Linked DNA regions of Homo sapiens: all the other regions are linked to region 3. The links are chromatin loops, found by intact Hi-C in ENCODE. Cell type or tissue: Caco-2. All regions are shown on one strand. Each heading gives the region's core, and the rest is flanking DNA. Links, peaks and the distances in the headings are about the cores only.

Evidence for each region. Hi-C counts contacts between places; a loop is a spot of excess contacts. Peaks named below come from ENCODE experiments on the same cell type or tissue, not always from the same donor. Only the 100,000 strongest peaks of a DNase experiment are listed, where the experiment ranks them.
Region 1: a loop joins it to region 3, with 2.2 times the contacts of the local background. A loop is called at or near these places in 2 of 110 quality-filtered maps.
Region 2: it touches region 3 in a loop (5-fold over the local background); 3 of 110 quality-filtered maps call a loop at or near these places.

The regions. Positions count from the first base shown.
Region 1 is chr3:28,130,140-28,140,841 of GRCh38, reverse strand. It overlaps LOC105377008 (a long non-coding RNA gene), which reads left to right and starts at 3,842. Exons shown (of 3, transcript XR_940674.3): 1 at 3,842-4,048; 2 at 7,764-8,041. In Caco-2, for the core only: no CTCF peak of the experiment used is centred there; no DNase peak of the experiment used is centred there.
Region 2 is chr3:27,937,179-27,947,880 of GRCh38, reverse strand. No RefSeq gene overlaps it. Among named protein-coding and RNA genes, the nearest start is that of LINC01967, 86 kb to the left of the region's middle. RefSeq lists an enhancer at 7,373-7,965. In Caco-2, for the core only: a CTCF peak has its summit at 4,525; no DNase peak of the experiment used is centred there.
Region 3 is chr3:27,707,419-27,718,120 of GRCh38, reverse strand. It overlaps LINC02084 (long intergenic non-protein coding RNA 2084), which reads right to left and starts at 5,202. Exons shown (of 2, transcript XR_007095851.1): 1 at 5,079-5,202; 2 at 3,721-4,964. EOMES (eomesodermin) reads left to right here. Exons shown (of 6, transcript NM_001278182.2): 6 at 313-2,168. The coding sequence ends at 1,051. It also overlaps the pseudogene KIAA1143P2. RefSeq lists enhancers at 3,136-4,032, 4,704-5,389. In Caco-2, for the core only: a CTCF peak has its summit at 5,860 (motif pointing left); a DNase peak (open chromatin) is centred at 5,870; H3K4me3 peaks cover 1,285 bases; H3K27me3 peaks cover 259 bases.

The DNA.
Region 1 (10,702 bases), core at 3,409-8,408, 420 kb before region 3:
GGACCACAGGCATGCGCCACCGTGCCTAGTTAATTATAAAACTTTTTTTAGAGATGGAGTTTTGCTGTGTTTCCTAGGCTGGTCTCAAATTCCTGTGCTCAAGTGATATGCCCACCTCAGGCTCCCAAAGTGCTGGGATGACAGGCGCGAGCCACTGCACCTGGCCAAAATAAAGCTTGACCTGAGTTGATATGAGGGTGATGAGACTGAGTAAAAAGCCCATAGGATTCCAGCCTGTGTTCATGTAAGTATTCAGAACAAGATAATCTCTGCTACTCTCTACACTACTTTGATTTAGGAGTGACTGTACTTGGCTTTAACAACCTCACTTAGGAGAGATATTGAGAAAGCCAAATATGACAACATGTGGCTATTCAGCATAATGCAGAATCTGAAAAACACAATACGTGAAAATTGATTCAACAAACTGGAGGAGATTACGTGTTTGTTCTGAGGCTATGTAAGCTTGAGTCATGGTTCTGCTCTTTGCCCTCCGTGCAACCTTGGAATATTTTTACTTTATTTCTTTGTTCTGTTTCCTCACATATGAAACAAAGATAATAACATTGCCTACTATATCAATTAGTATAATTATAGCTTCAGGTAATGGAAAAGCCAGGTAATTTGGCTCAGTTCACAAAGACGTCACTTGTTTACTTAATGAGAAATCTAGAAGTACATGGCTTAGGGTTAGTCTGGTGGTTCCACAATGTGAGGATTCTAGGTTCTCTATGATTTTCCCGACTTTACCTCCACTGTTGAAAATGGCAGTGGTGGCTCCAGAAATCTCATTTTCATAATTTCAAGTCCAAAATCTGGAAGAAGTGAGACCAGGTGGGGGTGTAAGACAGAGAGAAAACCCTCCAAACATGTCTCTCTTCTTTTCAAAGGAAGAAAAAATGTTTCCAAGAATCCCTCTAGCAGATGTTCTTCTATGCCTTCGTAGCCAAAATGGAATTCCAAGGCCACTTCTAGCTGTAAGAGAGGCTGGGAAACAAAGTATTTGGTTTGATATCCTCTTTAGCTGGAGAACAGGCAAGAAAGATGGCACTAACAAAGCTGAACACACCGGCATTGCAAAGGCTGTCTACCAATTGCTTAAGTCCGATGAGATAGAATACATGTACAAGTAGGACAAAGTAGATTATTATTTTATCACAGATTTATTATAGGCAGCAAGGATAAACAGAAGCCTAGAAACCAGAGCAAGCCAGCTTCCTAAGGCTCAGGAAAGCTGCCCAGGGTGGATGGAGTTCCGTGTGTGCATGTCCCATGTTGCACCACAACTGAGGGACCCTGAAAAGCATGCTGCCCTGGGTTTATATAACCTGGGTGACATTTGGCACGCTAAGCTCAAGCATTGCAGAACATCCTGTTCTAGGAGAAACGAGGACACAGTTTGGGTTGTTCTGGGCATTTCCTCCTTATCTCAGGATGTTGAATTCTCGGTACATTCTGCCTGAGAATTACATGCAAGAGAGGGAAGATCTGGGTCAGCCAACATGATCTGTCATCTGGAGACCTGCCCTCTTGTACATCTCAGAATATTACTGTAAATATTAAGTGGGAAGAAACGTGAAATAATTTCCATGGCATGTAAACATTCAAAAATGATAACAATTATTTGTCATCTTTATTTGCACAGAAGAAGAAGCATTTTAATGGAGAGACTTTTTGTGATGCGTGTACAGAGGACATTATTAGTGAAATAACAGCAAACTTGCTATTAATGAGATCTGCTCAAAATCTCTATGAGGTAGTGAATGCCCCATCATGAAGATTTTCATGCAGAATTGGGATGACCTCTGTTCTTCAGGTAGGAACTTGGATTAGATATGTCTAGGATTTCTTCCAGTTGAAGTTCCTGTGATTCTACAATAGGGTAGTCTGAGGATCAAGATACAAATTTCTTCTCTTATCTTAAAATGGACTTAATTTGCGTTTAGATAAATTGCAATGTTCTGGCTAGATCCAAATTTCTAAAATGAGGAATATTAAAAGTCTAACCATTACAACTCTACTGGCCAGTGTGATTCATGCATCATTTTCAGAGAAGAGAATAGCTGCTTAGATACTGAAAGGTACAAAATGATAGTATTTTCTCTTGTTTAGAGGTACAGAATCCACTTTATTTTTAGATCTTGACATTCTAAATACTTATATCTCTTCAAGATAAAAAAAGAACATTGTTTATTTTAGTCAGTATCTTTCCCTTTCTCATTTGTTTATACATTCTTAAAATAACCATATAGTTCTCATTTATCAAACTTCCCTATTGCATGTACATTCTTTCTTCCTTCGTTAGGATTTGGTAAGAGTGCTATGAATGTGTTAGAATGGTGTAAATGATACTTGCTGTGTATGATTTTTTCCCCCTCCCCAAGCCTGCCAGGGGAGCGAGGTGTTAAATCTCATGAGATTCTTTTACCAAGTCCAAGTTTTAAATAAATGAAACTTGTACAGACTCCAACATACCATCTTGAGATAACCTCAGGCCCTGAAGTGTATCGACAAGCAGAATGATCTCAGCCAAGTTGTAAAACTGTCTTTGAAAAGAATAGCTGGATGAAAAACATTAGCAGCAACTGAATCAAGAGAAAACGTGACTTCAAACTGAAAGGCACTCTCATGGTAAATACATAGTAAAACCATGTTCTGCAACTTCATATTTTCGTAATGCTTTAAGCTACCCAAGGAGCCCATGCAGATATGCAAAGCTACTCATTGAGAAGCTCAGCTTATCCCTACATATGCCATCACCAGTTTTTCACTTAACGTTTTCTCCTCAACCCCTTTCTATTTGGCTTCCATTCTACTACTCACCAACCACCTTCAGTTTGCAAAATCCTATGCAGATCTTACCTTAACTTTTCAGCATCATTCAGTAAGGTTAAAAACTTTTCCTTCTAGATGGTTTTGGTGGCACCAGAGTCTTCTTGTTTTCTTCTTTCTTTTTTAGCTGCACTTTCTCAGTAGTATTTGCTGGCTCTCCTTCCTTTACTCCAACTCTTACTGTTGTAGTTTCACTGATCTTGGATTGAGTTCCTCCCTTTGTTTTCCTATTTATACTCTCTGACTAAGGTTCAAAATTGTCTTTATCTGTTGTAAAATCTGTGTTTCAAGACTAGAACTTCTCCTCTAAATCCCATCTATCTGATGACTGATAGATTTCAGACTGAACATGCTTAGAATAAAATGCTTAGCCATGGCTGTTCCCTGCTCCCTGGCCACAGTTGCCATACACCTTCATCCTTCCTCAGTTTTCTCATGGTAAATGTTACCATCATCCACTCAGTTAATAATACCTGAAACCAGGGAAATGGTCCTGAAATTAGTCCTTTTTTAAATATCACCTTCACATGTAGCCAATCAGCAATTCCTACAATTTATATTCCAGAATATATGTCAAGTCCATCTACTTTTTCCACCTCCACCGCTGTCACCTAGCTCAAGCCACCATCATCCTTCACCTATTCTATTGCAGTAGCCTCCTAGAAGGTCTCCTAGCTTCCTTTATTAGCCCTGTACAAGCCATTCTCTGCATGGCAGCAGAATAATCTTTTAAAAACTGAAATCATACCAATTACTCCTTACCCAAAAGTATTGAAGGGTTCCTGTTGCATGTTGAACAAAATCTACACTCCTTATCATGGCCTATGGAGTGCTTCATGTTCCCAACCTTGGCAATGTTTTTTAACATGCTACCAGTTCTTTCTGTTTCTTACTAAGTCCAGCTCACATTGACCTAACACACTAACCTCTTTCCTGTCTCAGGCCCTTTGCCCTTGCTGTTACCTCTCTTAGAACATCCTTTGTTGCTTTGCATAGCCCATTCCTCCTCATTCTTCATTTCTCAGCTTAAATGCCACTTCATCAGAGACGCCTTTTTCAAAAACTTTACCTAAGTTTTTATTTGTTTTTCTTTTTTCCTGAGCTGATAGGAAGACAACTCTGTTATCTTTAGGATTTCAGATGCTTTTAGAATCAAACCTGGAAAGGATACAAAAAGCAGAAGCAAAACCAACATTTGGGAGAAGAACAGATTAAGGTGAGAAAACCTCTCTTGAACCTTTCAACTTTCTAACAAATACGATAAATTCTGAAGCCACTAGGGATCTGGCAGGTAACTAAAATGAATGTGATGAACTATGTGTAGGAAGCTTGAGAGTAGTGAACTAGAAACCAAGTGCCCATGTAAAGATATCCAATATCTAAAACATTGTTCATGACAAGCTAAACGAGGGATGAATCTGGCTTTTGAGTTGCTAGTTTAAGATCCATATGTAGACTTTTTTCTTTCGTTGGATAGTTAAGAATATTCTTAGGTATATAGGCATCATTTTAAACTTCCGTATGCACATACCAAAAATCATATCACAATCATTTGATCAACATTGTTTATTGGCCCTTTAGATGTTTTTCTTTTTTCTATCAAAGTTTTTTGAGAATTACAAATGTTAATATTACATAAGCAATATTTATCGAACCTAGTTTCCAAAAAAATCCTTACGTGCAAGCCACAGCACTTGAAACTGATGTTCAAGGAGGTCCATGGAAGAATTTGAAGCAGGGGAATAATCTTTTCTCTTTAGGTCATCACATTTGTGTCTTAGAAAAATCATTCCACAGCAGTGTGGAATAAGGATTAGAATGAGAGGAGGCAGGGAAAGTGACTAGAAACTATTGTAGTAATTTAGATGAGAACTGACGAAAGCAAAGGCAGTTAGATTGCAGACATGGAGAAAGAAATAATAAGACTAGAGAATCTAGGTGAAGAAAAGCTACAACAGGCAAGTACTAAAGTTGTAAGTTTGCTAACAGTTACGGTAAAATGGGAAATAAAAGATGTTATTCAATAATGATTATCTAGTAGAAGATTACACACCAGTCAGGAAAATCAACTTTTCTTGGACTCCAAGAGGAACACAGTATGTCACACTATAAAGGAATATTGCCCTACAAGGGACACTTGGCAAGAAAATGGCCATTTCTTATCACAGCACCTGATGAAAAGCAAGGGTAATATATTAGTTCATAATTCAGAGATGCAGGTCCATAGAGAACTAAAATAATATCATATAGGCATGTTTTTATAATTTAGCTAATATGAAGAGAGAACTTTAAAAATCTAGGAGATGAATTAACAGCATGTTCTTTAAACCTATGTTTTCCAAACTGCAAATTATGACCTACAATTTGTGAGATCTAGATAGTAGGTTACCAACAGCACTTTAAGGAATGAAAAAATGGATTTCATATGTATTCATATGTACATGTGTACAAATAGAGTATTTGTATTAAGGGTAAGTACTGTAACATAAAACTTGTGTGTGTGTATATGAGTGTGTGTGTGTGCATGTGGAAGTGTGTATACCTGTGGCTGAATACATCCCTTACTGCACGTTGTAGTAAAAACAAGTTTGAAAAGCACTGCTTTAGACAATTTTCCAGTATGTCTCCTCTTGACTACGATTCTGTCTGAGATTGCTGTACAGTGTAGAAGGGTGAAGAAGCTCTGAGCTGCTGTTTAAAGGCAGATTTGCAATCATACCTCTTTAGAGATTATGAGAAAACTGACGGCCTCCTAGTTCCACTTGAAGTTATGCCCAGATGGAACCAGTTCCTCTTCATAAAACACTTCAAAGCAGCTAAGGCAGGGCAAAGTCCATGGATCTGTTCAAATGCTGAAACAAACCCTTTGTTGAAGCTACTGAATCCTGTCCCATAGACTCAATGTGGCCAACTCAGAAGTTTAATTTTAAGTAGGAGCACATCCCAGTCAACATACCAGAATGTACTGGTGTTGAGATACATGTAGATTAGGGCCACCTCCCAGAATTCCCCCAAGTGTGAGACAAGTGAAATAAATGTGTGAATACAATTAGGTGGATAAAAACTAGGGAGTAGCGGGGACATAGTGAATTAGAAAGTGTGTGACTTTCTAAAGCTGTTCAGCTAATACACAGCTCCAGTTCATTGTTGTGTGGGAATGCATCTCAGTGTTTCCAGTCCTCCCCAATTGTCAAAAGACCCAGAAATCCAGAATTTTTATGTAAAATAATTAAATATTGGCAACATATCTAAACATTTTAATGATGTATTACAGGACAAAAAATTCCATGGGCAAGATTCATTCCAGTGGCTCCTGATTTTGCCTCTTTTCACCTAGATCAGATTTTTTTTTAAATCAGTGAGTTCCTTTTTTTGAATAACATTTGTGTAGAAGTCTAATAAATAAACACATGACCAAACAAAAACACTCCTCTTTCGGGGTGGGGTGAGGCTGGAGCCACAACCACTTGCCTCTTCTCTTTCTCTTTAGCCCTGCCCCAGAGATCCCCCTGTTCACAAAATAGAGAAACCACAGATCTAAATGCAAAAAGTATGGTCTCTTTGTGATAAGATTCTTTTTTTCTTTAAATTCAAATTGGCAATTTGCCAGCAGGTTCCATTTTTCTTGAGGATATTCTTATAATAGTAAGATTACATCATCAGCATAGGGAAGGATGCTTGTCTCTATGTTTATCTATATGTTGGGGCATATATAGGAGAAAATATATAGATCTTTTGAGCCAGAATAAATTACTTAGGCAAAAATTATAAATAAAAATGTTTAGGTGCAGTCTGGTTTTAAGCCATTTAAAATTAGAATTGACTCTTTCAAAATCCATTCTGGTATTGCCATATTGATTTAGATAAACATTTAAAATCTGAGATCTACACCAAAGTCATGTAAGTTGGCCCACAGAGCAGCCTGAGATTCCTTGTGGAATAAGGCAGAATGTAAACAAAAAGCCCAGAGATTGTCCTTATCTATGGAATCAAAAGCTGATAATAGATCACAAAATACCTGGGGAAATAGAATTTTTCATAACTAAATTCCCATAAAGTGAAGGGGATAGGACTTTGAGCCCCATAGCTAAATGACATGTTCAAAATCTCACTGTTAATTAGTCATGATGTGGGACCAAAATCTAGCTTTTTTTTTTTTTGAGACAGAGTCTCACTCTGTCACCCAGGCTGGAGTGCAGTGGAATGACCTTGGCCCACTGCAATCTCCACCTCCTAGGTTCAAGCGATTCTTCTGCCTCAGCCTCCCAAGTAGCTGGGATTACAGGTGCCCGACACCACACCCGGCTAAGTTTTTGTATTTTTAATAGAGATGGAGTTTCACTATGTTGGCCAGGCTGGTCTCAAACTCCTGACCTCAGGTGATCCTCCCACATTGGCCTCCCAAAGTGCTGGAATTATAGGCATGAACCAATGTGATGGGCCTATGGCTCTTTTAATGCTCTTCCCATCTCCTTAATATGGTGGCAGAAATGGAAATTGACATACATTGAAATATTATTTATTCTTTTCATATATGTCCTATACTATTTATTGCAGAACTATCTTCTATCTACTTTTCTGAGCACAAAGTTCCTCAAAATAAAAGCAGCTTTTGAATAGAGATAATCTATCGATATTTTCTCTCCCTTTTCTTGCCTCCTGCCCACAATCCCCTTTGTGCTAACTTCTGCTGAACTCTTGACCTTGGGTAAAGATGCAGCTTTGCGTGAATTTTCGAAAGTGACTTTTGGTGATTTAGCTGCTAAATGTGTATGATAGAAATCCAGCTTACCTTGGAGGCTCTCAGGGTTTTTAATTTACCATGCCAGAAAGCAGACCAGTCTGGGGAAATTCAGCTAATGTCTCCCAGCTGTGCAGGAAAAGTGTGAACGGCTCTGTCAGAAAAGCTGCCTCTTTCTCTTCTTTTCCAGACAGTAGCTTATATTGAAACATCACTTCTCATTTGCTGTTTGGACAATGGTGATGGAACTGCTGCTTTATTGCCCACGGAGAAGCGAAGTGAAGAGTCTAAAGTGGGTCTTGCAGTTACACTGGACAAAAGAAGTTTGAAACTGAGGCTTGGTCCTGAAGAAAACATAGAGAAGCCTGACAGATTATATATATTCACAGCTTTGACTTAAAGGTTGCTGGTTGACCAATAAGTAATACAAGAAGAAATGGTCTTTTCTGGAATTGTCCTTCTTTCCAGGTGAGCAAATTAAATGCCATCACTTAGTCCTGGGAGCAAGCCAGCATTTCTTGGTGAATTTCCAAAGCATGTTTGTTAGAATGTTGGAGCTGCTGCATGATTAAGGCTGTTAGAATAAGTGACAGAAACTTAGAAGGCAAAAACTTTCAGAGAGAAATATTAAATTTCAGCCACAGGGCAATAATTGTCAACCTTAATGCTTTATCAAAAAGCAGATACTGAATGACTACCTATGCTTAGCATGATTTGTAGCAAATACTGTTGGTTGCCTCTTGGGCAGCTGTTCCCTTTACTTCTTCTTTCCTCTATCATGACCACCTGTCATGATAGAGGCCGAAAATTTTGGAGACTTGCTTTCCCAGCTTCCTTTATAAGGAGGGTTACTCATGTGACATAATGCTGACCCATGAAGGAAGTTTGGTGGCTTCAGAGAAATATTTTTCTTCATGATTAAAAGTTATATAAAGAGGGCCAGGTACGGTGGCTCATGCTTGAAATCCCAGCACTTGGAGAGGCTGAGGTGGGCAGATTGCTTGAGCCCAGGAGTTCCAGACCAGCTTGGTCAAAATAGTGGGACCTCGTCTCTACAAAAAACACAAAAGTTAGCCAGGCAGGATGGTGCACACCTGCAATTCCAGCTACTTGGCAGACTGGGGCAAGAGGATGGCTTGAGCCTGGGAGGTCATAGCTGCAGTGAGTTGTGATTGTGCCACTGTACTCCAGCCCGGCTCGCTTCATGAGAGTAGTGACTTCCTCAGTTTTGTTTATGGTTATGTTCCCATGCTTACAATAATGCCTGGTATTTAGTACTGTCTCATAAAATTTACTTACTAACTGAATGATTGCATGCAAATATTTGTGAGTGACTGTGATGGTTAGAACTGCAGCAGCCATTTTGCAACCTTGAAGCAACCCATATGACAGGAGCCAGCACCCTGAAGATGGCATAGTGGAAGGTCTTTGATGACACCATTGAACAACTGAGACAGACTTGTGGAAAATTACCTCTTAACTTCTTGTAATATTATATAACAAATTCCTAATATTTAACTGCATTAGTGGCCAGGCATGGTGGCTCATGCCTATAATCCCAATGCTTTGGGAGGCCAAGGTGGGAGGATCTGTTGAAATCAGGAGTTCAAGACCAGCCTGTGCAACATAGGAAGACCCTGTCACCACAAAAAAATTTAAAAATTAGCCTGATGTGGTGGCACGTGCCTGTAGTCCCAGCTATTCAGGAGGCTGAAGTGGGAGAATCAACTGAGCTGTAGAGATGGAGGCTGCAGTGAGTCATGATTGCACCACTGCAGTCCAGCCTGGGCGACAGAGCAAGACGTGTCTCAAACAAACAAACAAACAAATAAATAAGTTGCATTCATTTATTCATTCAACAAATATTTATGGAGTATCCCTTTTGTCCTAGACTTTGTTCTAAGCTCTAGGGATACAGCAGTGAATAAAACACAGTTCTTATATCCATTTTAACAGAAAGCGACAGACAATGAACATATTCATTGTGTGATTAGCACAATGGAGAAAAAGCTAAGTGAGGAGAAATAGAGAGTGCCAAGCTGGGGAGGGGTTATTGTTGCTGTTTTACATAAGGTGATCAGGGAAGACCGTAAGGAAAAAGTGACATTTAAGCAGGAATAAAGGAAATGAGGGAGGGAGTCATGCCACTATGTGACTTGAAATAGCATTTGGGCAGAGGGACGAGAAATGTAAATGCTCTGAGGTGAGAGCTTGCATGGTGTGTTTGAAGAATAGAAGTGGCCTGTGTGATTAGACCAAAGCCAGTGAGTGAGGAGAGTGGTAGGAAAGAGCTAATGAGGTAGTGGGCAGCCAGCTCAGAGGAGACTTGTAAGCATTGGAAGGACTTTAGCTTTAATCTGCATGAGATGAGAAGCTATTTGGGTGAAGGGACATTTAAGCAAAGGAGTGACAATCTGATACATTTTTAAAGGATACCTCTGGCTGTGGTATTAAGAATAGACTATAGGGCTTGAGTGGAAACAGGGAACCGTTTAAGACTGAAATAACACAGGCAAGAAATGATGGTGGTTAGATCAACATGAAACGGTGAAGGTGGTAAGTGATCAGATTTATACATATTTTGGAGGTAGAGCCATATTTTCTAAAGCACTTTAGATGAAAGACTATGACTATATGCTTTTGTTTTCGAGATTTTTAAAAATGTTATTTGCCCACTCACTCCCTTGCTCATCCACTATTTACCAAAATGTTCCAAGGCATATTTTCATAAGCTTTTTTTTTAGTAATTTGCCACTTTATATTTAGCATTAAACCATCCTTAATGATGATTATTACTTCTATAATAATCACTTTTGACCCCAGAAACATTCCTGAGAAGAAAGAAAACTGCTTATGAGGCCAGGTGTGGTGGCTTATGCTGTGATCCCAATGCTTTGGGAGGCTGAGGTGGGAGGATTGTTTGAGCCCAGGAGCTGGAGACCAGCCTGGGCAACAGAGAAAGACCCCATATCTAAAAAAAAAAAAAAAAAAGCAAAAATCACCCAGGCATGCTGATGCACACCTGTAGTCCCAGCTACTCAGGAAGCTGAAGCAGGAGGATTGCTTGAGCCCAGGAATTTGAGGATGCAGTCAGCCATACCACTGCACTCTAAGAAAGAAAGAAAGAGA
Region 2 (10,702 bases), core at 1,830-6,829, 230 kb before region 3:
TGATCCGTCATATTAACAGAGTAAAGGATAAAAACTGCATGATCATTTCAATTGATGCCGAAAAAAAGCATTTGATAAAATTCAGCATCCCTTCATGATAAACACCCTCAAAAAACTGGGGATACAACGAACATATCGCAACATAATAAAAGCCATTTATGACAGACCCACAACTAGTATCATACTGAATGGGGAAAAACTGAAAGCCTTTCCTCTAAGATCTGGAACAGGACAAGGATGCACAATGTCACCACTGTTATTCAACATAGTACTGGAGGTCCTAGCTAGAGCAATCAGACAAGAGAAAGCTATAAAGAGCATCCAAGTTGGAAAGAAAGAAGGTGAACTATCCTTGTTTGCAGATGATAGGATCTTACATTTGGAAAAATCTAAAGACTCCATAAGAAATCAATTAGAACTGATAAAAGAAATTCAGTAAACTTGCAGGATACAAAAGCAACATATAAAAACTAGTAGCATTTCTATATGCCAACAGTGAACAATGTGAAAAAGAAATTAAAAAGTAATCCCATTTACAATAGCCACACATAAAATTAAATACCTAGGAACTAACCTAACCAAAGAAGTGAAAGATCTCTGTAATGAAAACTGTAAAACACTTACGGAAGAAATTGAAGAGGAAACCAAAAAATAGAAAAACATTTCATGTCCATGGATTGGAAGAACACTATTGCTAAAATGTCCATACTGTCCAAAGTAGTCCGTAGCTTCAATGCAATCCCTATCAAAATACCAATGACACTCTTCACAGAAATAGCAAAAACAATGCTAAAATTTATATGGAACCACAAAAGACCCAGAATAGCCAAAGCTATCCTAAGCAAAAAGGACAAAACTGGAGGAATCACATTACCTGGCTTCAAATTATACTACACAGCTGTAGTAACCAAAACAGTGTGGTACTGGCCTAAAAAAAACACCTAGACCAATGGAACAGAATAGAGAACCCAGAAGCAAATCCACACACCTACAGTGACCTCATTTGCAACAAAGGTGCCAAGAACATACACTGGGGAAAAATAAACAAGTCTCTTCAATAATTGGTGCTGGCAAAACTGGATATCCTTATGCAGAAGAATGAAACTAGACCCCACCTCTTGCCATGTAAAATATCAAATCAAAATGGATTAAAAACTTAAATCTAAGACATCAAACTATGAAACTATTACAATAAAACATTAGGGAAAAATCTCCAGGGCAAGATCTGGGCAAGAATTTCTTGAGCAGTACCCCATAAGCACAGGCAACCAAGTCAAAAATAAACAAATGGGATCACATCAAGTTAAAAAGCTTCTGCACAGCAAATGATACAGTCAATAAAGTGAAGAGACAACCCACAGAATTAGAAAATATTTGCAAACTACATATCTGACAAGGGATTAATAACCAGAATATATAAGGAACTAAAACAACTCTATAGGAAAAAAATCTAATAATTCAATCAAAAATCAGCAAAAGATTTCAATGGACATTTCTGAAAGAAGCATGCAAATGGCAAACAGGCATATAAAAAGATGTTCAACATCGCTAATCATCAGAGAAATCTGTTCTGAGCAAGTTAAAAATTCTCAAGCACATTTTTGATGATACCTCAAAATTAATTAAGAGGTAGAATTAATTAATTAATTAAACGGAGAATATTAAATTAGTTACCACAACTTTTCATAGACATAGATTCTGTTGTGCAAAGTTATCATTTTCTTTATAAAGATCTTTGGATTTCAAAAAAAAAAAAAACTGAAAAGGCAAAATCTTAGGCCTCACCCCAGAACCAGAATCTGCATTTTAACAAAATCTCCACATGACTGATATATACATCAAAGTGAGAAGCTCTGATCTGGTGGGATTAAATTTCACCTATTGATTCATTTTAAGCACTGAAATCATTTCACGATCATCTTACAGTTGAACTTACTGTATGAAACGGCGACTCTTACCACGAAAAGGGTAATTATGTGAGATGATAGATATGTTAAATTGCTTAATTGTAATGATTTCACTATGTATGTGTATGTCAAACATCATGTTATATACCTTAAATTTATACAATAAAGCAAAAAGAAAAAGGAGGAAAAGTGAAATTAGATCAACTCTGGTTGAAGAGAGTCAAGGAATCCTTAGCCCACCTGCTTGCCCCGAGCTAATAACCCTGAAGCGACTAACGAATCTACCCCATTCCTCCAGCCCCCACCAGGATTCCAAGAAACACAATCTGAAATCTAAATTGGCCCAATACTCTTTTAAAAAATTAAGTTTACAATAAAAACCAGTAGTCAAGGTGGCAGGACAGACTTCTCGGGAAAAAGAAAAAAGAAGAAAGAAAAAGAAGTCCTAACAGACTCACTCCTCTGCTCCCCATAGCCCATTGCCTGCCCTAGATTCACTGTCTTTTCCCATCGTAGCCCAGGCTGTCTATGCTACACTTCATCTGACAGCACAGAGCTGGTCTGTCCCAGTGCACACTGCAAGGAAGAGACATTTCTCGGCACCTGTGTGTCTGTAGGTGCCTCCAGCCAAACCCTGCATTTGAACCATTGGAAATGCAGCTGACCTTCCCGTAGGAGCTGACATCCTTCACTCATAGCACTCATTGGGCAATCAGACAGCATCCCAGTGACATTCTCCACAGCTGCTGGCAATGGCCTTTAATTCATCTGGTATTTAACCAGGGTGAAGCATCCTCTGGCTGTAACATGTTTGTTGGTGTGAGCTGAGCCTGGCTCATCTTCCGCTCCCTCAAGTTCAGGGTTTCACACCAATTTAGAGCCTGCCAGCAATACAGCCATTGTACAAAATACTCTCCTTCCATATTCAGTGTGTGTTTTTGCATTTTTATCCTTTCGGTCACGTCTTGGTCAACGGAGAATCACAGAGTAGAGCTGGAAAAATATCATTTTACAGATAAAGAAATAAGGCCTAGAGGACCATACAACTTGCAAATAGAGTCAGGATGCCGTCAGTCTTTCTGATTCCAGATGCATTTCTCATAGACACATATTATCTCAGTATTAGAGTCCTCATCTCACATCAGGTCAAAGCAGTGTTCAGCCAGGCCTGGAAATCACAGAATATCTTTTAACATCTTAAAGAAACCATGTATTTTTTTGGTAACCCCAAAATATCCATGCAACCGTGTTTATATCTCTCTCCAGAATCTTCTTAGCATGAGTTCTCACAGAGGAAAATGTGAATAAATATCTCTGAATGTAGATTTTGTAATCAAAGCAGGGCCACGTAGGAGGAAACATAGGTATGTGTATGAGAATTCTAATAGTTTTTCAGTGGTTCATAAGCTTCTGACTTGAACCTGTTGAGTTAATTAATCTATGTCACTGGAAGGAAGGACACTCATAAACAGCTCCCATTAGTGGGGTAAATAGGCCCATGACAGGCCCAAAGTCACAACTTTGAGTCTCAGATTCTGCTGTTAAGCTCTTCATATTTCTATCCCACAAGTTTTTGACTCGTATTTGGTCATATTAGTAAAAAGGCGCTCTTCCTGAAAAGTGGACAAAAGCATCACAAACACTTAAAAGAGATTTCCCCAATCATGAATAAAGAAGTGATTATTTTGGCTAATCACCTATTCTAAATGACTTAGCAAGTCCTCATCAATCCTGGTGTACACTCTTGAGAAAACTTATACTTCTCTATAATTACTTGATCAGTATCTCTTTCCCTACTCAACTGGATTCTCCATGAATATGAAGGCTTGGTCTTATTCAAAGCCCTGTTCCTCAATTCCTTTTCACAAGATGCCCAATAAGTATTTTTGGAATTAGTGATCTTTGAGTCAATTTTCTGTTATTGCAAAGATATTGGTTAGAATTATTGTTATTGTTATTTGCAAGTAACCAAAAACACATCATGCTTAAGCAAAATAAGAAATTTATTCCTGCACCCCAGGAACAAACTGAAACCAGGGGATCTTTCTCACTCTCTTCACCACTTTCTTATTCCTACTTCTTTCAGTTCCTTCCTTTTCCCTTGCCTAATTTTCTTTCTCACTACAAATCAGCTTTCTCTGTGTCTCAGTCCACAGGCAAAATTTTACACATCTGTATTTCAGCACCTGGAAAAATATAAAAGAGATTTTAAATCCAATGTCAAGTTTCTGAAGAAGGGACTTACAAGACAATCTCTTTCATAGGGGGAAAGGAGAGGGATCACATTGTGTGGGCGGCTGCTTTCATGTTAGCCATTTGGGTGAGTTTGCCACAGGGCAACTCCTAAAAGGAGATCCACTTCAGGGGCTTTCTATTTTTCCGCATTTCGTCTCGTGTGAACCAGTTGTTCATTTTGTTAACTTTTCCCTTTTTATATTTTTTATTCTTTTCTTTTTTCTTATCAATACTTCATAATTTAGAGTAGAAACCCCTGTAAATATTTTAAGTAAAAGGAATTTAACACAGATAATTAGATGCCTATAAAATCCCTGGAAATTCTATAGGAGCAGGCTCTAGGCTGGCCCCCTAAAAACGACTCCTAAATCATCACAGAACTGGTCCTTAAAAGCTGCTGCTATAATACATCTGCCACCATCAGGAAGAACACGCCACTGCAGCTGAGACCAAAGGAATAAGAAGTCCCCACCGTTCCAGCCCAAATGTCTCCTGACAACCACAAAGGTGGGGATGAGACCCTGGAATGTTACTTTAGACCTCACATCTCCACAGCTGTACCTAAAACCAAAAATGAAGAGCCAACAGCAGCATCTGGCACACTTCTGCCTCTAAATCCTCACAGGAATGCATTAATGGGTGAATCTATTTTGAATCTACCACCCTACCTGCAAAGGAGCCTGGGAAATATCCATTTTTACCTTTCTACCTCTGATGTATTGGAAGGCACATGAAAAGGAGATGGCATAAGATCCTAAGTGCTACTTGACCATGACACACACACACACACACACACACACACACACACACGAGTATGTTCAGAGAGATTTAAATTTTTAAACACGTTGGCCAGTTTTTCTTATTTGTCATTTTTCCCATTGCTTCAAAACTTATAATGTCATCTTATTCCAGGGAGGTTTAATAAGTATTACATCCTGGTTTCTTATTATCTTCTTATTGGTACTATCATTTGATAATAAGACAGACACAAAAACACAAACATAAAAATGTTTGCTGGGAAATTATTGGGGAATGATTATTGTATTTTTTCTCAAAATTATATTCAGCACTATTGTTTTTAGAACCAGAAAATCCCCACAGTGATCAGAAACAATGTGCAGGCTAATACAAATTCTACTTTGGCATTTTTGGCCATTGTAAATGGCCATGGGCAAATCATGTCACAGGACTCTGATGTGCCATTTTTAAATGCATAGGTGAGAAGTTATCCTCAACTCTGGTCTATTCTCAAAAGACAGCTGATGACGCAGAATGCCACAGGATCAGGAAGAGCAAGGCAACTCAGGTGTCATAGGCACCAAGTGACATTCCCTATTTCATTTGAAGCTTAATGCAGAAATGATTTTTATTTTCTTATAACTATTTACCTTGAGGCTTTCTAAACTCTTTGATTTTTTAAAAGTCAGATCCATTAAACCTAGTCAAAAGCAGTCATTTTATTTGGTAGTTAGAAGAAAACTCCCACACGCAGAGATTTGCTTTCATCACACCATATTGGCATCCTCTCCCTCCTCCTTGCGGTAAGCCAAGGGGACTGAATGCCAGTCTATGGAAGATGGTTTTCAAGAAGCAGTGTCTGTCTTTCCACACAAGTCCTGGGGCCGTAGATGGAATTGTGGTCCTTGCAGCTCCCTCAGTAGTACAATTTGTTGCTTTAGTCAATTGAGGGCTCGCTCCAGCTGTTACAACCTTGAAGAAAGCAACCTTCTCCAATGTGCCTTTCAAAGGACTTCATGTCTAAAACACCAAAAGCAATGGCAACAAAAGACAAAATTGACAAATGGGATCTAATTAAACTAAAGAGCTTCTGCACAGCAAAAGAAACTACCATCAGAGTGAACAGGCAACCCACAAAATGGGAGAAAATTTTCACAACCTACTCATCTGACAAAAGGGCTAATATCCAGAATCTACAATGAACTCAAACAAATTTACAAGAAAAAAACAAACAACCCCATCAAAAAGTGGGTGAAGGACATGAACAGACACTTCTCAAAAGAAGACATTTATGCAGCCAAAAAACACATGAAAAAATGCTCACCATCACTGGCCATCAGAGAAATGCAAATCAAAACCACAATGAGATACCATCTCACACCAGTTAGAATGGCAATCGTTAAAAAGTCAGGAAACAACAGGTGCTGGAGAGGATGTGGAGAAATAGGAACACTTTTACACTGTTGGTGGGACTGTAAATTAGTTCAACCATTGTGGAAGTCAGTGTGGCGATTCCTCAGGGATCTAGAACTAGAAATACCATTTGACCCAGCCATCCCATTACTGGGTATATACCCAAAGGACTATAAATCATGCTGCTATAAAGACACATGCACACGCATGTTTATTGCAGCACTATTCACAATAGCAAAGACTTCGAACCAACCCAAATGTCCAACAATGATAGCCTGGATTAAGAAAATGTGGCACATATATACCATGGAATACTATGCAGCCATAAAAAATGATGAGTTCATGTCCTTTGTAGGGACATGGATGAAATTGGAAATCATCATTCTCAGTAAACTATTGCAAGGACAAAAACCCAAACACCGCATGTTCTCACTCATAGGTGGGAATTGAACAATGAGAACACATGGACACAGGAAGGGGAACATCACACTCTGGGGACTATTGTGGGGTGGGGGGAGGGGGAAGGGATAGCATTAGGAGATATACCTAGTGCTAAATGATGAGTTGATGGGTGCAGCACAGCAGCATGGCACATGTATACATATGTAACTAACCTGCACATTGCGCACATGTACCCTAATACTTAAAGTATAATAATAATTAAATAAATAAATAAATAAATAAATAAATAAAAACACAATATAAAAAAAAAAAAGACTTTGGTGAGCCACTTCCCCCACCTTGATTGTGGGCAATTATGTGTGGTCTGCTGAAGGAGGAAGTTCATTGATACTGTATTCTAAATCAGTAGTTCTCAATCTTTACATCAAAATAAACTTTAGAGATTTAAAAAAAAATTATATAGATACTCCCAGAGATTCAGATTCAATTGCCGGGCATGGGCCTAAGTATCAGTATTTTTAAGCAATCCAGGTGATTCTATTCTGCAGCCACAATTGACAACCACTGCCTAAAATTTTAACCAGCTATAGTGACCAATTTGTCCTTGTTTGTCCAGGTTTCCTCATTTTAAAACTGTAAGTCTCATGCCCAAGGAAGCTTTCAGTCCCAGGTAAACCAGAACAATTGGTAACCCCAGGCCTAGAAGTCTGTGCTCTCAACCTCCTAAAGAAGACCTGAGTCATATAAATCATATAAATGCACAGGCTCTGTAATTATGAAGAGGAAGTAGCACTAGGCTCACAGTCCAAAAACCCAAGTTTAAGCCTTTCTTTTTGCCATTCCTAACTATGCGACTTTGGGGAGAGTCACTTAACTCCTTACAGATTGAGTGTCCTCAGTTCCCTGCTTCTTCACTGCCATGTCATTATGGGGATCAAATAACAGCTCACATACCAGAAGAGGAGACTGAAGTTCAAGGAGGATAAATGACAATGCTGGGGTCATTGAGTCCGTAAGACATGTGACCTGACTTCCAGGCCTGATTGTCTTCCACTGCAGCTGTCATGTAAGAATGCAAAGAGGGATTCTCATGGCTACGACTGACCTATGAATCACCATCGCAGGCTGAGAGCAAAGCAGCGGGCCATTCACATTCCACACACTAGCTTCAGTGTGTATATTTATGAACTTTTCTCTTTGATGTTTATTTTGAAGTAGGATTGTCTGTATTCAATGTGTTTGGAGGAGATAGCTTAATTTGCCCCAACTTCCAGCTCCTGGGGGTGGGTGTAGACTGTGCCTGAGCAGGTGCTTGAAGGGAAAATTTCAGCTACCTCTCCCATCATTGTGTTACAACTGCCTACAGTATTCAGTACAGTAATATGCTATACAGGTTTGTAGCCTAGGAGCAATAGGCTACACCATTCAGCCTATGTGTGTAGCAGGCTATACCATGCAGGTGTGTATTAGTACACTCTGTGATGTTCAGATGATGAAATCATCTAATGATGCATTTCTCAGAACATCTACCCATCATTAAGCAATGCATGACTGTAGTTGCCTAGTGAGAATCACAAAATCTTTCTCTAATTAGAATTTGTACTTAAAGGATATTACTGTGTACCTTTAAAATAGCACACAAGCCACATAAAATGTAATATTCAACAAAACATATTTGCTAATCCAGTTCAAATAGAAAAATAATTTTTAATATTAAATTAAATGCTATTTAATATTTAAATTATCATTAATATCATTTTGAATATTTTTATGGGCAAGATACTTTATATAATTACATTTCATCATCATTATTGTCTTCTAAGGCATTATTACCTCATTTTTAAGAAGAGAAAATAGGCTCTGTGAGTTTAACTGACTTGTTTGGTGTCACTTAGCTAGATTGCTGGTAGGGGAGGGACTTGTAATTTGCCTGACTACCATTTTCTCTTATTCTACACATTCTACCTAATGTCTAAATAGTTCCCTCAACAGAATCTATGTGTTTCTAGGATCACTATTTATCCTTTGTCTCCTATCACCTAGTACATAAATGTTTAGTATCTTAGAATCCCAACTTTCCATATATTTCACCATATACCCCTTTAAATTCTCTATGAAGTGTCTGACCAGATCACAGACAAAGGAGAATTGGGGCTAGACTTATCAGTCCCTTCTCTCTAACTCAGTGAATATCTCACTACCATTGACCAGCTGGATGTCAGCATGTCACACATTATTCTGAGAGCGTAGTAAGAGCCCCTCAGGTCGGCAGATAATCAAGAAACAGTGTTACGAGAGTTGACATCTTATGAATAATTATTTTAAAAATCTGTTCATTTATGTCCCTTCAACTCCAGATGAACGAGTTGGTTCTACCAAGTTGCTCAGTCAAACTGTGATGGGAACATTTCTTAAACAAGATGCCAGTTGCCCTTATTTTTTTAAAGCAACTTTATCCAAGGGCTATATTGTGAGAGTGTATTGTTAAAGAGTATATGAAAACTGAGTGTAAAACAGGGAACTCTTGGACTCTTCCGGGAATTCCTCTTAGAGTTGTTGGGCCTTAGTTCTTTTCCTGTTTCATATCAGCATCTAAACATATCTAAACATAGAACAGATACAGTAAAAATATGGTATTATAATCTTATGGGAACTCTATTATATACATATATATATATGTAGTCCATTGTTAACTGAAACATTGTTGTGTGGTGCATGATTGTATATTATTTTATGTCTATTATGCAATTGTCTTCTAGATTGGTTTCAGAAAGGCTCAGGTCTTTGTTATGATTCTTCCCTATGTTAGCTAAGTGGCCTTCACAAAAGCAACCTATGTGGGACAGGATGTTTATTTTATGCATAAAATAGGACAATCTTACCCTTCTTACCTCACAGGGTTTCAGAAAAAGGCCAAAGAAAATGTGTACAAAGCTGTAAAGTACAATAGTAATGAGAAAGATCATTATTCTGAAGAGTCCTGTGAACTCCTGAAATTCACATCTGTGGGCTTAGAGAAGTAGGTTTTCACTGGGTATATAGGCTATAAACCCAGAGAAATCTTGAGACATCAGGGTTGAACCAAGTCCGCCTCCTGGGGTTGAACTGTCTTCTTCCATATCTTGTGGGGAAATTACTCTGTCTTGACCAGTATCCTGCAATACTCCTTAGGTAGAGCCATTTTTCCTCCTTCCCTATACCCTAATACTACTTGCATAGGTCATAAAAGAGGCCACACTCAGAGATAAATATCAGTCAGGCTTAAGAATTTTCATAACAGAACGTCAACCTTACTCCACAGCACAGGGATTCACTTTAGGCAAAAGCACAGAAGCTCTAAATTCAATGGCCACCAGAGAAGGTAACACTGAACTCCCTAATTTCTCTATCCTACATTTCAAAAACCAGTTTAAAAAATGGATTCTTAAGACAGATAGTCAAATCATGGTTCAATCTTTTAATATATGAGGATTCCTTATAAGCCTAAACAATTATCAAGGCCCTCCCCAAATGATAGTAGTTTTATTTAGTAACCATTGAGAAAATACATAGTCATCAAAGACACCACCCACCACCATGAGTTCAAAAGCATTATAATAAAAAACTTCACCTATACCTGCAAGAACAGCCATACACATCTGTGTGAGATCTGTTTATTCAGTCTGTTGGGAATATGTGGTGAAGAAACTCTTATGAAAGCTACTGAGGTCTGCATGAGTACTTTGGACGCTGGTTGAGAATCACTACTCCTAGATCAGAAAGGCTTTCATTTCCTTGGCTTTGCCCCAGCGAAAACACCTTCACTCTGCTATACTTGAATATGTTATACTCAGCTTTTATGGAAGTTTGAATAATGATCATTATGTTATCTTACACCACTTATAAGCAGACAATGAATTTGTTTCAGAATTTAATGCCAGAATATGCTTTTATTTCCTAAATAACAAATGCATAGTTTTGATAGCATAATAAAAATTGTTCAGGCAAGTGACAAATATATAAAGGAA
Region 3 (10,702 bases), core at 3,390-8,389:
CATCACATTGACAAAGGAGGTTTGATCTGAGTTTTTCGTGTTCTAGGACTAGTAAAGGTAGATTTTCTATAGTTTAAATACTTGATGCCTAGGAGGAAACTTTTTCTTGCATGGTGGGAAATTTTTCCCAATAAGCCAAGAGTCCAGCTAAAATGGGCCAGTGCATCTCCTGCCTCTGTTCTTTCAGCCCAACAGACCAGCACTTTCGGTGTAGATAACCAACACAAGCCTTTTTCATTTCTGGGAGGTGGTTTGTTTGGGGACAACATTAGGGTTTTTTTTTTTTTTTAAGTGTTTCTCTTTATATTGTAGCATGTACACCGCTTCAGAAAATGACAGGTTAACTCCATCTCCCACGGATTCTCCTAGATCCCATCAGATTGTCCCTGGAGGTCGGTACGGCGTTCAATCCTTCTTCCCGGAGCCCTTTGTCAACACTTTACCTCAAGCCCGCTATTATAATGGCGAGAGAACCGTGCCACAGACCAACGGCCTCCTTTCACCCCAACAGAGCGAAGAGGTGGCCAACCCTCCCCAGCGGTGGCTTGTCACGCCTGTCCAGCAACCTGGGACCAACAAACTAGACATCAGTTCCTATGAATCTGAATATACTTCTAGCACATTGCTCCCATATGGCATTAAATCCTTGCCCCTTCAGACATCCCATGCCCTGGGGTATTACCCAGACCCAACCTTTCCTGCAATGGCAGGGTGGGGAGGTCGAGGTTCTTACCAGAGGAAGATGGCAGCTGGACTACCATGGACCTCCAGAACAAGCCCCACTGTGTTCTCTGAAGATCAGCTCTCCAAGGAGAAAGTGAAAGAGGAAATTGGCTCTTCTTGGATAGAGACACCCCCTTCCATCAAATCTCTAGATTCCAATGATTCAGGAGTATACACCAGTGCTTGTAAGCGAAGGCGGCTGTCTCCTAGCAACTCCAGTAATGAAAATTCACCCTCCATAAAGTGTGAGGACATTAATGCTGAAGAGTATAGTAAAGACACCTCAAAAGGCATGGGAGGGTATTATGCTTTTTACACAACTCCCTAAAGAGTTATTTTAACCTCAAAAATTAGCTAACTTTTTGCAGATGGACTTGGTGGTGTTTTTTGTTGTCTTCTTTGCCTAGGTTGCCAAAAAGATGTTTGCCTTCCACCTTGATGCATCCTGTTTTGTGCAATTCTCTAAAAGAAGGTGCCAAAGCTTTTTGATTGCTGCAGGTAACTGAAACAAACCTAGCATTTTTAAAAAATAAGATTAATGGAAGACTTTAAGGTATTTTAAAATTCGAAGGGTATCCAAGGTTCTGTATTTATTTATTGGGGAGACACTAACCCTTCAAAGAAGCAGGCTGTGAACATTGGGTGCCCAGTGCTATCAGATGAGTTAAAACCTTTGATTCTCATTTCTATTTGTAAATTCTTAAGCAAATAGAAGCCGAGTGTTAAGGTGTTTTGCTTCTGAAAGAGGGCTGTGCCTTCCGTTTCAGAAGGAGACATTTTGCTGTTACATTCTGCCAGGGGCAAAAGATACTAGGCCCAGGAGTCAAGAAAAGCTTTTGTGAAAGTGATAGTTTCACCTGACTTTGATTCCTTAACCCCCGGCTTTTGGAACAAGCCATGTTTGCCCTAGTCCAGGATTGCCTCACTTGAGACTTGCTAGGCCTCTGCTGTGTGCTGGGGTGGCCAGTGGGACTCAGGAGAGAGCAAGCTAAGGAGTCACCAAAAAAAAAAAAAAAAAAAAGGGAGAATTTAAAAGTGTACAGTTGTGTGTTTAGATACACTATAGAATAATGTGGTATATATTGTACAAATAGTCTACATAGGTGTCTGGGATAATGTAAAACTGGTGCTTTGGCTTTGTAAAGAATTTGCAAATCACTTAACAGCTGCAGGGGCAAGGGGAGAGTTTCATCATCCCCATGATATTTGGGAATATTCTGTTTACTTCTTAGATAGTTAAGAATGTATTCAGCTACTATGTACTAACTTGAACCGTGTTTAAGGAAAACTCCTATTTCATCCTCTTCTTGCGCCATCCCCTCTCCCTAACTTGGTAATGTGAAGAAACTAAAACCTGATACCACAGCTCCTATAGGCATTTTAGAGATCTTGGATTTTTATGTACAGTCTTAGTCATTTTTAATAAATGTGGTTCAGTAAGGGAACGGACATAGCTCTGTCTTCTGTGCTGTTGGGGTTTTCATCTTTGCTTTAAAGATCTCATTTTGCTTCCTCCTGTATCGTTTTCAGCTTTAACAGTGCCTCACCCATCCCCTACCTCCACGGAAGGCTCTAGAATCTCTAACTGGATACTGTAGTCATGCGGGGGTGGGGATGTTTTGTTTATCTTCTTTTTTCCTTGAAGTGGAATGGGGCTATTTCCTTACCCCACTGGGAAGTCTGGACAATGGGTGTTGGCGGGGCGGGGGAGGGGGGCGGGGGAACGGGGGAGGGAAGATTGCTGCCGATTGCCCACATCAGACTTAACCAAGCCTCGAAAACCTCCGCTTCTGGCTCTTGGAGACCAGGCTCTGTCAGAGCGCCTGGCCACTAAGTTCTCTGGGCTTTTTTCTAGGCTTACTTGGGGCCACCCATCCTTAGGCCCACCTAGGCTCCCTGGGAACCCCCGTGGCCCTTTGAGCGCCCACCAGTTCAGGGTCCCTGGGGCGCGGCGGAGCGGGGGGCTGCACACAGCTCAGCTTCTGCGCCCACCTGCGGCTTTCTTCTGAACCCAGACGCTGCGCACCCGCCGCCGCCGGCTGCCGGCCTCAGTAGCTGCAGTCAAACTCCGCCCGGACTCGGTCTGAGGCGCAGGCTAGGGACGGGCGTGGCACTTACAAAGGAGGATTCCAGTCGTTCCGTGCACTGCCGCTCTGCAAACAGTGACCTTGGAGCAGTTCACCTTGCGCTTAGTTCCGTTTATTTGGCCCACGCTCCACGGGAAGACGAAGGACAGCCCATCCCCTGGCTGAACCCTGGGAGGTCCAAAGAGTGGGGTGGAGGGTCCCCTTTGTCCCCCCAGCCAGACGTCCCGCCAGGCTTATCTGCAGACGGCTTCAGGCCCAGATTGCAAACCTTTCCAGCCCCCTCCTGGACCCTCCCGGGGTAAAGGTCTAGCTGGGAGGATCATTCTGCTAACTGTGTAGCGCGGAAATGCAGCTGCTAAGAGGATTAGCTGCTGGGAGGCGAGCAATCAGCCGAGACCTCCTCCCCTTCTGCGCCCAATTAAGGCCGCCAGGACCTTGTACCTCGACTGTCCTGTCTCCCTTCCCCTCCGTCCCTCTGGGGCCCGAGTTCTTCCCGCGCCACCCGTGACCTTGGGGGCTCGAACTCCTGCTCCGCGTTTCCGAACGGCCTACTCAAAACACTTTGGCAAAGGCGCCCCGAACTTTACCGGGGAGCCAAGGACAAAAGCGTTGAAGATGTGCTTTTTAAGATATATGTACTGTGGATGACTGATTTAGATTCCGGAAGGGAGACTCATAGCCCCCCTATCCTGGTCAGCGCCTTCCCCACACCCCCAACAGCCCCCTTACATCTGCATCCAACCACCGAATATTGGGAGATGCGATGGAATTTCGAAAACAGTGCTCTCCTATTTCTGCCCTCTAGAAAGCCCCAAAGTGCTAATCACTGCCGGGATATAGCAGATTCTGGCCCTAGTCTATTTCGGGTCCTGTATGTTTTTGCATCGTACAGTAAAAAAGAACCTGGTACTTGTGAAAAGTCCCTCACAGTGTTTAATAGAAACGTAAGTGGCTGAGTGGCCCCAATTAACACCTTATGATAAGGCATTCCTAAGATGGAGTGTCAGACACCAAATTGTGAAGAGATGTATCTAATTAATCCTCCTAGGATGACACCGATAAACAAGCCTCTATTTAAATAAAGATCAAGGGCTCGGCGCCCGGTTTGTTTACATTCTCCGCCAGGGTCTCCTAGTATGCACCGGTGCAGGCGGTGTTCCCTGCCCAGGGAGGAGATACTGGCTCGGGGGTCTGCTGGCTCGTCCTGGTTCACATCTCCGTTCTTGCCCCAAATAAACAAAAAACCACAATAAAATCAATAAATTGCAATGAAACAGGAAAAAGCAGTGCAAAGAGGACCTGACTCGGAGTTGGAAATACTGTTATTTGCCGTTTTCCACTGGTGTTCTTTCCATCACCAAACACTTTTTGGTTGTTGGTTTGCGAGGGAAAAAAGGAAGAAGGGGGGAAAGCAGCCCACATGTAGCCTCTAGAATTCTTTTCTGCTCTGGAGAGAATTCGGAGCAGGACCTTCCTCCGGTCCCCACCCCGCCCCGGCACGAGTTCGCTCTGGGTGGTTCCAGAATTCCTCCTCCTGGGTGTAGAAGCTGGGAATTGTCGGGATGTAGAGTAGCTATCCTGGGGGTGGAGTGGGGAGCCGCAGACGTCTGGAAGGGAAACTGGGAAAGGTGGGAAGAGTCAGAAAGAACTTGAGGAGGAGGGGAAGCAGCAGATTAGCGCGCCATATTTTCAGCCCATGTTTGGGCCGGATTTGGAGCCGGTTTCAAGTCTGCAGCAACGTATCTTCCAAACCTTCAATGGAGAGTTTCGAGGCTCCAAATCTGTTTTTGGTCCCGGTTTCCCTTTTTACAGCCGTCTTTGATTCGCTTTAAACCTAGGTGAAAGCAGACTCACGGTCTTCCCTCTCCTCTGCAGTCTCTTCTTTCCGAATTAAACCTGCGTAGGGGGAGGAATGTAATTTTTTAAATCTCTGCGGGTGTCATGGAAACGCTCTGGAATAAAAACTTCCCCGCATTCCCTTTGATTTTTATGGACATTCAGCTAACAGTAGGAACAAAAATTAAGATCTTTCCTTTCCCATTCGCCTGGACACTTATCTTTCCGGCTCGCGCCGCCGTGTCCTCTACCCGGCTACACAGCGACTCCAAAAGTTTAGCTTTCACCCCGCGGAGATTTCGACAGCTCTGGGAGGCTCTTTTTAAAAGGGAATTTGGAGAAATCTGTTGCTGAGCACGATTGAGTCCCACTCTATAAAATACCCATCACCCCGCCGTCATTCCTCAAGTTTACGCTTTCAAATATGCGAACCCCAAGGTCCAGCCCGGGAGTAAGCCAATCCCAGGACCCGGTCCACCGGCGCGTGTCTTGAAAAGAATGTCGGAGGTCAGATTCTCTCCTACCGCTTAGAGGCCTCGGCTCAGCGCACACATTTGGGGTTCGCAGGGCTTCCGCGCGCCGGAACCCGACCTGCGCTGGATTTTCTTCCGGGCGCAGGAGCTAAGCGATATCTTGGACAGTCTGAAGTTACAGGCACCTTTTTCTTCTCCCCCCTCTCCCCCAACAAGACGATGGGACTCCAGCCTTGCTGGTCATCGAATTTCTCCTTATTACGACTTAAATGAAAAGTAAAACACGAGACGTGGGCGAGTGCGCACACACACATCCACCCCCTTCTTCAACTCTGGGAGTCCTCTGTGTGTCGCCGAGGGCACGTATGGAGTTCGCCAAGGGAAGGATTCAGCTGCCCAAATGCTAACCAGGCCCTCAGCAATGGTCCCTAAAGTGCCCCCGCGTCACATGGATCTCTGACCGCCGCCGAAGCAATGCATTATTTCAGGCAGCATTCCCCTCCCACCAAATACACATTAAGAGACACGAGTTTAATTTTCCCCTGCCTCCTTGAAAAGCTCCGAACCCCTTCCTATAAGCCCTTGTGGGGACAGCAGGGCTTGCACAATGACTTTTGTAACTTTAAGTTCTACCCAGGTTTCCCCACACAGTTGGAGTGGAGGAGGACCCCACGCCTCACCCTTGGCCTCCAGGTCCCGCAGCAGAGTTTCCGCGCGGGTCTGCAGGCTCCTCTCTCTTCTGGGCCGCGGGCAGCCTTCGCCATCTGGTGGCCATGGAGAGTAAGGATCTCCCCAGCCGAAGAGAGCTCCTCCACTCTTAAAGCTGCTGCTTTGTCAGGTCCTGAACAGTTCCGTCAAAAAAAAAAAAAAAAAAAAAAAGAAAGAAAAAAAAGGACCCAGTGGCGCGATCTCACTGCAACCTCCGTCTCCCGGGTTCAAGTGATTCTCCTACCTCAGCCTCCCGAGTAGCTGGGACTACAGGCGTGCGCCACCACACCTGGCTGATTTTTGTATTTTTGGTAGAGGCTGGGTTTCACCATGTTGGCCAGGCTGGTCTCCAACTCCTGACCTCAGGTGATCCACCAGTCTCGGCTTCCCAAAGTGCTGGGATTACAGGTGTGAGCCGCTGAGCCCCACACTCCTACGCTTCTTTAAAAGTTTTTTAGTGTAGGGGAAGGAGCCTGGAATTTGGAGTTCTGTGACTTAAGTTCTAGTCCGCCGCCCCTTACAGCGGCATTGTCTTTAGCTTCACTGAACTTCATTTCCTCATCTGTGAAGTGGGGATTCCAACAGCACCTATCCCGGCAAAGAGTACTGAGAAGGAAGAAATGAGATTATAAATTTAACTGTTTTGTAAACTGTTGAGTAGTTCCGAATATTAGTAGGTATCACTAATTACTAATTTTATAACATGTATGATAGTAAACTTAGATGCATTAGCAAAGGAAAGTTTTTATTAATTCAGAAATAATTACAAATATTATGCAGTTTGAAAAAGTAGAGAGCAATGGACCCCCATGTGTCCACTACCAGCTACAATAACCATCAATCCATGGCCTCTCTTATTTCTTCCTGTAATCCCCACTCCACTCTTTCTGCCACGAATCCCGAAATTCCTGTCCTCTAATCCACAATTATTTCCGTACACAGCCCTTAAAGAAAAGGACTCTTTTAAAAAAAAAAAATATATATATATATATATATATATATATATATAACTGTCATGCTATTATCTCATCTAAAAAATCAACAATCATTTCTGAATATCGGGAAATATCCAGGTACGTTTTTCTGGTTGTCTCATAAAGTTGTTCTTGTTATTCTTTTTGTTTGCTTGTTCCTTACAGTTGTTTGTTTTAATCAGGATCCAAACAGGTCCCACACATGTGATTGATGTATCACTTAATTCTCTCAGTCTAGAACTCTCCCCTCTCAACTTTTCTCTTTTATTTTTCCTTGCAATTTATTGAAGAAATTGGGGCATTTGTTCTGTCTAGTTTTCCAGGTTCTGGTTTTGCTGATTGCAGTTCAGTAGTGTTAACATAGTCCTCTGATTCTTGTTTTTCCAACAAAGTGGTGTTTTATTGATCTGATCTAGATTCCACTTTTTTTTAGTAATAATATTTTATAGGTGGTAATATTCCATGAGGAGGCTCATGATGTCCAGTTGTCTCTTTTGGGGGCAGGTCTTTGTACATTGATGACTGTCAGTTAGACCCACTATTTCATTAAGGGGTTGGCAAAGGAGGTAAATTCCAGTACAGCTATTATTATCAATTACATATACATGAGAAAATTTTACTCAATGACACTTTGAATGTGACATTAAACAGAGTAAGCCAAAAAGCCAAGATCTCTGCTCTTTATATATCATCACAGGAAAACAGAGAGGCCTTCTGGGGAACATGAGACACAGAAACCTAGGTGTAAAATGGACAAAATGCATAAATTGGTAAGACTTAGTGGATGAAACATATTTATTAAGACAGTCTAATATGCCCCAAATTGCTAAGAAATCACATTAAACCAGTGCATATCAAAGTGATAAAGTAGGTTTCCATCTGTTTTTCTACTCTCAGGGCAAATTGTCAATTTCCTGATGCCTTTAAAAATATATTTCAATAACTCATAAGGAGGAGCATCATATGGAAATCATAAGTGCTAAAAAAAGGACTATTAAATAATTTGGTTGTTAAGCAGGGAGGGGAGTGATTTCATCTACCACAAGAGAAGTGGTTTTTTACCACTTTATTTGGAAATGATTGAGGGAGGAATCTGAGGGAGAGAAAGGTCGGGGGAAAGTCCAAGTTACTATCCACAATTCACAGCCTAGAACTTCTAGAACTGGAATGGAGTTGGTTACTGAGAGAGACCATCATGGAAATTCAAAGAATAACAAGGGTAGATTTGAACATGTAGATACCATTGCCACCATCTTGTTCCCTTCCTCGTCCCAGACACCAAATTGTAGACTATTCCGCAAAACTTCAGGCAATCAGAATGTTTCCTGCAAAGGTCTTAGATTGCCACCATTTCTTCTTGAAATGACTCAATATTAATGCCATAAGTATATAGCCTTCTGTTAACTAGCACTTCTTCCTAAATCCCTAAATCAGTCATCATTCCTTGAGTCACCGAATTGGAGAGCTGGGAGGCACCTTAGAGACTGCTCTAGTTCTATAAACCCCACTATACAGAGGCAAGAACCAAGTATCACTATGGTTTTGTGGTTTGCCAAGCCCCTTGAGGAACTCATTGGTTTGGCAGTGTATCATGGGTTAGACCCTATACTTTGGACATACAATATTTCAGAGGCTTGGGAAATATGTTTAGTCATGAAAACGTTAAATTCAAAAGCATAGTTTTTATTATTGTTTATGTTTTTCAGAGGATGAACAATATTTGAAATCCAAATGTATCCATGATTAATTTTTCTTCTTTTTCTTCTTCCTCTTCTTTTCTTCTTCTTTTTTTTTTTTTTTTTTTTTTTTTTTGAGACAGGGTTTCACTTTATCACCCAGGCACAATCATAGCTCACTGCAGCCTCAAAATCCTAGGTTCAAACAATCCTTCTACCACAGCCTCTTGAGTAGCTAGAACTACAGGTGCACACCACTATGCCTGGCTAATTAAAAAAAGTTTTTTTGTAGAGATGGATTCTCACTATGTTGTCCAGGCTGATCTTGCAATTCAGGGCTCAAAATCCTCCCACTTCAGCCTCCCAAAGCACTGAGATTATAGGCATGAGCCACCACACTCAGCCTTTTTTTAAGCCTATCATGGAGTGGTGCCTTCTTCATTGCACACTTTGGCCTATATAGCTTTGGGGTAGTGAATCCACAGAATATATGTTCTTCACCCTACATATTTGCTGGTTTTCTTAATCTTGGCAGGCAAATTTTGTCTTTATCTTACAGATCTAAAACCCAAGAATGATCTTTGGTATTTTACTTCTTTCAGGATTCAAGTTCCTCTGGTAAAAAGGCTTGTTGTTGATATAATTAACCAATAGTCTGTGCTCATCACTAAATATTTAGAAGACCACAGACACAGACTACATAGCTGTTATAGAAGAGCACAGAGAAGCATGAGTTAAGTTAGTGTGCAAAAATGTGTATACATGCTTGTATGTAGGAGTGTGTATTTGTGCCCCAGAGCTAATAACATTAAGCTGAGATTACAGAGTGTAGAATACAACTTGGAGAAAATGGTTAAGATGGTATCTAATATTTCCATTAGGGACTTTTCTGTTCAGAGCTGTCAAAACAGATTCTGTGAATTGACTAGACTATGGAAGGTGATCATAATGATATTGATGAAACACATAACTGAAAAACAGAATTTAAATAGAAGAGAGTCTCTAGAAATACAACTAAATCTTAATCTGGAGATACATGCCTCAAAATAACTCTCTCCCATTCCTTTTTCCCTCTCAACAAAAACAAACTCACTGGAAAAGGACAATCAAACATTTCCAAGCCTTGCAATGCCCTATTTCCCATCGGAGTTTCGGGAAAAAAAAATGTATGAGTCACATTCTTAACCTGGCAATAAGGTCCACGAGGTATTTGGTTTCTCTGTGTTTGCCAGCTTTCTTGTACATAGGCGAGGTTGCCAGATCCAAAGAGAGAGTAGTGTGGATAAGACCATTTGACAAAGGCTGCAGCTTTAGGAAGAACTTGACCAACCTTTAGTAAACCAGCAAGAAGGAGGCCAGACTCTCTCCTTCCACCCTCAAATCCCCTCAGTGCCCCTGTTTGGCTGAACCCAGTGAGAATCCAAAGGGCTAAACAATCTCTTGATGCAGTCATAGAGGTCAGCCTCCTCTATAGAGGAGGCAGGATGGCACAAGGCAGGACAGAAAAGAATGAAGGGTGAAGCTTGGGGGCAATGAAGAAGAAATCCAGCCCACCTATCACCCTCCAATGTCTTGACTGCTAAAGGATACTCTTGAGAGTACTCTTAAGTACTCTCGAGTTGTTTTGAGATTCCCCAAAGAGGATGTTTCAAGAATAGCTGAAAAATTTGGGTTTTTATGTGAAAATCCCCCTACTTTTCAGTTTTGGCACCCTACTTGAAAAAATTAAATAACCAAAATACTCCTGTGAGGAAGATTTCACTACGGAAAGCTTTTGACCACTGATCTAGAGCAATGCTATGATTTTAATTGAATTTCAAAAATGTCAAAAGCATGGCCGGGCGCGGTGGTTCACACCTGTAATCATCCCAGCACTTTGGGAGGCCAAGGCAGGCAGATAGCCTGAAGTTGGGAGTTTGAGACCAGCCTGGGCTATATGGTGAAATCCCGTCTCTACTAAAAATACAAAAATTACCCAGGCACAGTGGCAGGCACCTGTAATCCCAGCTACTTGGGAGGCTGAGGCAGGAAAATCGTTTGAACCTGGGAGATGGAGGTTGCAGTGAGCCGAAATCGTGCCACTGTACTCCAACCTGGACAACAGAGCAAGACTCCTCTGTCTCAAAAAAAAGAAAAAAATGTCAAAAGCAGATTTCTGCTCTAATACAAGATGGAGTAACAGGGATATGAATTAACTTTCTGCTTGAAAAAAAAACTAAACTAAA